2 separate regions of the Homo sapiens genome follow, and region 1 is linked to region 2. A link is an interaction called in ENCODE POLR2A ChIA-PET data of the cell type or tissue named here. Cell type or tissue: PC-3. All regions are shown on one strand.

Region 1 (4,000 bases), 100 kb before region 2:
TAACTACAGGCATGACGCTGTGTAGCAGATCTCTAGAATGTATTCATCTTGCAAACTGTAAGATACACCAAGAGATATGTCTTCCCCTCTCCCAGCCTTTGGCACTACCATTTTACTCTGTTTCTATGAGTTTGACTGTTGTGGCTTGCTCATGTAAGTGGGGTCTTGCAGTATTTGGCCGAGTAGTTTCCCACTGTGCACAGATGTCACATTTTCTGTATTCATCTGTCGATGGACACTTACATTGCTTCTGTTCTAATGAATTCATTACACAACGGGAAGTCTTGCTTTCCACCTCCTTTCCCCCCAACTCCCACCTACCTTGCTGGCCTTTCTGATACTAAAGTCTGCCTGTCCCATGGAGCCAGCTCTTTCCATCAACAGCCCTACGCTCTCTGCTTTGTTTGATCTCAGTTCCCTGGTGTTTGTTTCCACTTCCAACTTTCACTTAGGTGTCTGGAGAGCTGAGTGGTCCTTGAGGGTCCAAACAGCAAAGTACAGGAGCTGAGAGACTGAAAGGAAGTCTGTCCTTATCATCAGCCCAAGTGTGGTGGTCATGGTAGACATCTGCTGACCCTGAGCCTCCCTCCTGGAGTCTCTTTTCTGTTCCTACAGTCCCAACGCTGTAGTAACGGAGAGGAGGGAGGCATGGTTGGCTACTAGGCTCTGAAGGTAAATCTAGAAATCTCAAGGCCGGGAAGGGAGTTGTTGATTTCATAGACTTTCTTTTATTCAAGAAAATATTTTTGAGCACCTTCCTTTTGCCAGGCACCTTTCTAGAAAGTGAAGATAAAGTTTCAGCTCTCTCAGAGCTTATACTCTAGTCCAATGGAGGCCGACACAGTACATGGTGACGAGTAACAGAGGTAGGCTTCTGGTATTCTCCTCTAAAACAGACTGAAATGCTGAATGATGATCCAGTTTCTAAAGCTTTCCGATATTAATATAATGTGTTGTTTCTGGACAGTTCCTTGGAACACATTTTAAAAGATGAAAGTCAGGTGCCAAGGCATTCATGCTTTATGTTATGTGCAGGCAAGATCTTTCAGGAAGCAATTTTGGGTAGGGAGAGGCTGGCTTGCGTACACTTTATCCCTTTCGGTTATTCATGCCAGAGAGATGGGGCAAGTCTTTTGAAGACAGTCCTTCATTCTCTCTAGCAGGTGTCAGTAAACTGTGGCTAAAGGACAAGTCCAGTCCACTGCCTATTTTTGTAAATAATGTTCTAATGGAACACAGCCACATCACTCACTTAAGTATTGTCTGTGGCCGCTTTTGTGCTACAAGAGCAGAATTGAGTAGTTGCAACAGAGGTGGCATGGGCTGTAAAGCAGAAGTATTAATTTGACCCTCTAGAGAAAGTGTGTAGGCCCCTTCTCTACAACAGTGGTTTTAGTGTGGTCCCTGGAGCAGTAGCATCTGCACCACTGAGAGGTTATAAAGAAATCCAAGTTCTTATCCTACCATAGATCTGCTAAATCTGAAACCCTGGGCTGGGCCCCAGCAATCCATGTTTTCATAAGCCCTCCTGGTGGTTCTAACGCATGCTAAAGTTTGAGAACCGCTGAACATCACTAATCTATAGTTTCTAGGGGACTATTGCCTGCTAGGAAGTCAGAAGCCTGCAGCAGTTTTGAAATACTGATATCTCCTTATTCTTTTACATGATTGCTTATAAACTGAGTGCTGTGTGTCATGATGTATTGGGTGATGCATTTCAAGAGAAGCTATGTGTAATGGCGCTAATGATTAAGAATTGTGCTTACAGCAGAAAGGATCATTAACTGATTTTATAACACTTATGAGGACTAATATTTAGCTCATTGATTTGTGAACATCGCATCAATGTTCCTTTTTAAAGTTAAATCTCTTTAAATTAATTTCGATCACAGTTGAGGAGAAGACGTTGACTGATGGCATTGTGTTCATGTGCTGTGATTGTGAACAGCTCCTGGTGTTTTCCCAGGTGGCCATGAATGGGTCTGATTTATGGATTCCCCTGAAAGGCACAAGAAAAGCATGAATGTCATGGTGTCCTTCTTGGCTGGGGTCAGTTGTGATGCTGCCACTGGAGGCTGCTGCCTCTTGCCCACTGTTACCCTCCTTTAAGGAAGAAAAGGCTGGCAGGCAGGGCACACACCAAGTCGAGTTTCAGTTTTGGGATATCTGAGATGTGGTGTAAAGGACAGAATGGAAGGGCAAGCCCCGGGAGCTGTCAGCTTGAGGCCTGAAATAACAGACTTCTCTACTTCTGTGAGTGGATTAGGAAAGAGAAGACTCAGTCAGACTTCTTCAAATTTTCGACTTGGCTGACTCTTGTTTCTGGACATTCAGACTTAAAACATCTTCATGGGCAAGTGCCTTCCTCTACCTTAATTTCAGGTTTAGTAATTATTATTATGAGCTTTTTTTTTCTCATTTATATTGCCTGTATCTCCTAAATAGATGGGATTTTCATGGACAGCCTCATGATTTTTTTTTTTGCCATATTATCAACTCAAAGAAATGTATGATATCACTGTTCCAACTGATTAGGTAGACATTCATCATTAGGGTGACAAAGAGAAGATTTCACATCTTACCACTCTCACCCCAGTGGTTCAACAACTTTTTAAATGATTGTAGATGACAGGAGAAGTCACAGGTCAGGGGTCACTACTTGGATGGTGATTGCCAATACAACCTTTTAATATAATCTGCCCATATTTATGTTGAAGCGTTTTATACACGTGGTACTTTAACGCTGTGTCAGAAATAATAATGTTCTAGCTGTACTGTACCATTATCGCTAATTGTAATTTTATTCTCAACTAGAGTACCTTTGAGTATTGTTTACTACAGGGTTGGTAAACAGTAGTCTGCAAGGCAGGTCTGACCTGGTGCCTGTTTGTGTAAAGTTTTATTGGAACACAGTCATGCCCATTTCTTTACATATTGTTCATTGCTGCTTTTTGGCTACAATGGCGGGGTTGAGGAGTCGTGGCAGACACATTTGGCCCCCAAAGTACAATAAATTGACTCTAGCCCTTTGCAGAAGGTTTGCCATCCCCTGCTCTGCTGCATCACTTCACACACCAACAAAGGCAGCAGCTCAAGGTTAGGCATAGACATTTGTAGACACAAAATCAGATCACAAATGCCTTCCTTCACATTTTAGCTCACATGCAGGTATCAGCAAAGAAGAGGAAACAAAGTGCTTTGTACTCAGAAAGTATTTCAGATAATGAATCACTTTATGATTTTCCATGATTTATTTTTAACTCTTACTTTTCCAATTATTTATTTATTTATTTATTTATGAAATGGAGTCTCACTGTGTCACCCAGGCTGGAGTGCTGTGGTGCGATCTCGCCTCACTGCAGCCTCCTCCTCCCGGGTTCATGCCATTCTCCTGCCTCAGCCTCCCGAGTAGCTGGGACTGCAGGCACTCGCCATCACGCTCGACTAATTTTTTGTATTTTTAGTAGAGACAGGGTTTCACCGTGTTAGCCAGGATGGTCTTGATCTCCTGACCTCATGATCCGCCTGCCTCGGCCTCCCAAAGTGCTGGGATTACAGGCGTGAGCCACCGCACCTGGCCAAGTATTTTAAGGCTTCTATTCAAAACTAAAACGAACTGTTAGAAAAAATGTAATATCTGAAATATATCATTCTGAATATATTTTTGTAAATATCTAATCACAAATGGTCATTTTTTAATGGAATAGTAAAGGCCAGACTTGATCTAACACCAGCAACAGTAAACAAGTGGGAGAAAAACAAACATCTCTCCATGAATCCAATTGCGTGAGTGCCCTTGTTCACTACAGAGTGCTTTTCTTGATGATGAAATAAGAATGTCTACCTTTAGAACAATTGTCATTCAGTGGGAGGTATGGAGTCAGCCTGGAGCACCTCTAAAAATAAAAAAATTATGAAATTCAGAAACTTATAAAATTCAAACATATTCCCTTTTCCTAGCAGGCAGTAAAATGACAGCCGTGTGAAACTCATGATTACA
Region 2 (4,000 bases):
TGCATTTATTATAAATTTTTGTATGAACATACGTTTTCATTTCTCTTGAATAAATACCAAGAGTAGAGTGGCTGGGTCGTGGAGCTTTTGCACGGTCAGCTTTACAAGACCCTGCCAAATACTTTTCAAAGGTATTTGTATACATTTTCTCACCTGCCAGCACTGTATGAGAGTCCAGTTGCCCTACATTCTTGCCAACACATGGTATTGTCAGTCTTTTCCACATTAGCCATTCAGATGGATGTGTAATGGTATTTCATTGTGGTTTTAATTTGCATTTTTTGATCACGAATGAGTTTAAATGATTCTTCATTGGTTTATCGGCCATCTGGTTGTCTTCTTAAGGAGTTGCCTGTTCACGTCTTCTTCCTATTGTTCTGTCGGGTTGCCTGCCATGTTCTTAGTGACTTGAAGGAGTTCTTTTCATATTCTGGATATAAATCTTTTATCAGATTGCAATGGACAAATGTTTGTGTCGCCCCCAAATTCATACATTGAAGTCCTAATCCCTAATGTGATAGAATTAGTAGGAGAGGACTTTGGGAGGAAATTAGATCATGAGGGTGGTACCCTCATAAATGGGGTCAGTGCCCTCATGATAGGCACCCCTGAGAGTTCTGCCTGTTGTCGCCATGTGAGGATACAATGAGAAGGTGGCCATCTGTTCCAGGAAGCAGGCCTTCAGCAGACATGAATCTTCCAGTTCCTTGATCTTAAACTTCTTAGCCTCCAGAAGAAGTGTGAGAAATAAATTTCTGTTGTTTATTAACCACCCAGTCTATGGTATTGTGTTATAACCGCCTGAACTGCCTAGGACATAGATGTATGGACTGAAAAGATTATTTCTCCCTGGGTTCCCATTCACTCTCTTACTAGTGTCTTTTATTGAACAGAGGTTCTTCATGATAACCTCTTCCGGTTTATCAAACTTTTTTCGTGGTCAATGCCCTTTTAGGTCCTTCTGGATCATTTTTAGAAATCTTTGGCTATTCCAAGGTCATACCAATGCTCTCCTATGTGATCTAGGAATATAAACCACCTGGAATTTATTACTGTGCTTGTTGTGAGGGACTAAGACTCATTTTTTAAAATATGACTATTTAATTGACTCAGCACCATTTATTCGAGGGACCTTCTTTTCCACATCACTCTGTAATGCCGCCTTCGTCATAAATCAAGTGAATGTATACCTGTGGGTCTTTTTCTAGACTCTCTATTCTGTTTCACTAGATGTAATTTGATAAAGGAAAAATAAAGAATTCTGACCTTTCTTGCATCTGCGTGCCTTGAAGCATATTTGTACCATCTGGATAACATCGTTTTGATCAGAATATGCCCAAGGAGTGTTTTGAGTGCTTTAACTTGTTCCCTTCAGTAAGATAAAGTGCTTCAGTTCATCCTAATTAGCTTCTCTATCCTTTTTCCATGTTTTAGGAGGAAATAAGCCAGTGACAGCTTTGGGGGAGGGTCTCTCGGGAAAGCTTCCACTGGAGAGTACTCTGGGCCGGGCCTGCTGAAGTCAGGGGCTCTGCCCGGGCATTGGCCTGTTTCTCCAGCGTTCCTCTTCTTATCATGCACCAGCTTATTTCTTCCTGGCTCAACATAACCTTGATGTTTTTTTCCAAGTGGTCAAAACCCTGTCTGTTCATTCTCACCTTTGCTCATCCTGGGTGCCTCTCCCAGCAAGGCCTCTCCCCTGTTTTGGGTCTACACAAAGTTTATCCCCCAGTCTGATGTCTTCTATAAAGCCTCTCCTAGTCACGTCAGCCCTTATCAATCTTTCTCTCCTCAGAACCCTACAGCTGCTGTTATTTCTGAATCGCTTGTTCCGGCCTTTGTATCATTATTAAATATTTCACAAGTGCTTGTCTTGTCTCTCAGGCTGGAAGCCCAGCTCTGCAGGAGGTGGAAGCCCAGCTCTGCAGGAGGTCAAAGCCCCTCTCTTAAAGCAGTTGCTCAATAAATATTTCACCCAGGATGAAGGAAAGCATGGTCAGGGAGTGGGGGCAGCGGGGAGTGATGTGCTTTAGGGTGCTGAGGTGCAGAGGAAGGGCCTGCTCCCAGTGGGGAATTCAGACAGTGCCCCACACGCCCCAAATGCCTGGCGTTCATATGGTGTCGGCTTATTGAGAACTGCCCTAAAACCCTCGGTTCATGTTTCAAAGTGTGACTCAGAAAAGACACCAGCTCTTACATGGGGCAGAGGGTGGCATAACTTGGGATGATAAGACAACTCAGTTCTGAGTCAGAACTTTCATTTCAGTGGAAAATGGAAGCAACGCTGACATTCTCCTTCCACCTGAGAGCAAGCCTGACACCAAGAAAGCTGTGGGAATAGGAGGGATGGGCCCGGACACCGCCATCTCCAAACTGCTCAAGATGTGTCATCTGCATAGATAAACTGGCACACCTGTGGATGGGACATCCTTTAAGTAGATGTTAAACAAGATCCAAGATTGGCGTAATGAGCCTTCAGTGGACTGTCATGATTAACTGCGCATGCTGGCTGGCACACCAGAGAAAGCTGATGAGTTGGAGGTAAAGTGAGACAAATATGGAAAGACATTCCAGTTGTTTGGGGGATTTTTGTCACTTCCTCCAGATGGATGATTTTGGGTTTTTGTCCCTGGGTCTTGATAGATGTTCTCCACTTAACTTCCCTGAGGTTTCTGGCAGGATGGAGGGAGGTGATCTGCAGTCTGTTTCCCTATTAAAAACCATTTCCCCGGACTTGAAAAGTTGCCAACTCAGTCGTCTCTGATTTACTGATTTCTAACAAGTGTGCAGTGTAAAAATAAAGCCCCTGGTCGGTTTTTGGGGCGACTTGCATCATTTGTAGTCACCCGATGATGGGTTTGCTGTTTGCTATGGGAACATCCCAAGGAACTCATTAATCATTTCCTCCTGAATATCCCTTAGGTCCCAAGCAGAGGTGAATGGAAATAGAATTAGATGGCATAATGCATTTCTGATAACAACAGCTCAAGACTCACGGCTTAAGAGCCTGAACCTTAAATTCCCCCTAGTGTTCCCTGAGTGGAGAGATGTTTCACCCCACAGGGGTCCTAGACTGTGCAGAGCTTCTCCATCTGCCCAGAGAGGGTGCTTAGCTCATCAGGGACTGCAGAGGGAAGCTCAGCCAAGAGGAAGTATGAGTATGTTAATGGGAAAGTGAGCCCTCGCCGCGTGCTGCCTGCCCCTAAAAGCTGAAAAAGAGGAAGTATTATGTCTTGGGTTTAGGACCACTGGGCTCCCAGCTCCTGGTTTTTCATGCAGTCCCAGGCTTGAGACCTCCTCCCTGGTCCTGGCTCAGAGCCCAAGTCTTACCCTGGACTAAGGAAAAGAATGCCACATACCCCTCCCCACAACATGAACTCCCCCAAATGGTGCCAAATATGCACAATGGGAATGTATTTGTCTCAGATGATTTTGAGAAGCTCTGGTTATTTATGGCCTTTAGTTATAAATCAAGCAAAGGAGGTATCTGATAACAATCCTTCATTGAAGAAGGAAAGGCAGGATTATGGTATGGAGTCCTTCATTCACTTCTCCTAGGTTAGAGACCAGAGAAGCCTGGATTACTCATAGCAACCATTCCTATATGGATAGGGGATGTCAGCTGCTGGAAAGGGCCATTGTATTAACCTGGTGATCAAGCAAAACACTGTATGTTGCTGTACAAGTCAGGGTTCTCCAGAGGGACAGAACTAATAGGATAGATGTATATATGAAAGGGAGTTTATTAAGGAGAATTGACTCACACGATCACAAGGTGAAGTCCCACGGTAGGCCGTCTGCAAGCTGAGGAGCAAGGAAGCCAGTAGTGACTCAATCCGAGTCCCAAAACCTCAAAAGTAGGGAAGCTGACAGGGCAGCCTTCAGTCTGTGGCCAAAGGCCTGAGAGCCCCCAGCAAACCACTGGTGTAAGTCCCAGAGTCCAAAGACCAAAGAACCTGGAGTCTGATGTCCAAGGGCAGGAAGTATCTAGCACAGGAGAAGG

Evidence for each region. Peaks named below come from ENCODE experiments on the same cell type or tissue, not always from the same donor. Only the 100,000 strongest peaks of a DNase experiment are listed, where the experiment ranks them.
Region 1: POLR2A ChIA-PET joins it to region 2 with 5 read pairs; 3 of 35 experiments call an interaction of 5 or more read pairs at or near these places.

Annotation. Positions count from the first base shown.
Region 1 is chr5:10,771,405-10,775,404 of GRCh38, forward strand. CTD-2154B17.1 (a long non-coding RNA gene) reads right to left here. Exons shown (of 4, transcript NR_188230.1): 4 at 3,237-3,896. Among named protein-coding and RNA genes, the nearest start is that of DAP, 12 kb to the left of the region's middle. In PC-3, no CTCF peak of the experiment used is centred here; no DNase peak of the experiment used is centred here.
Region 2 is chr5:10,873,387-10,877,386 of GRCh38, forward strand. No RefSeq gene overlaps it. Among named protein-coding and RNA genes, the nearest start is that of CTD-2154B17.1, 88 kb to the left of the region's middle. In PC-3, no CTCF peak of the experiment used is centred here; DNase peaks (open chromatin) are centred at 2,205 and 3,805; H3K4me3 peaks cover 1,746 bases; H3K27ac peaks cover 2,347 bases.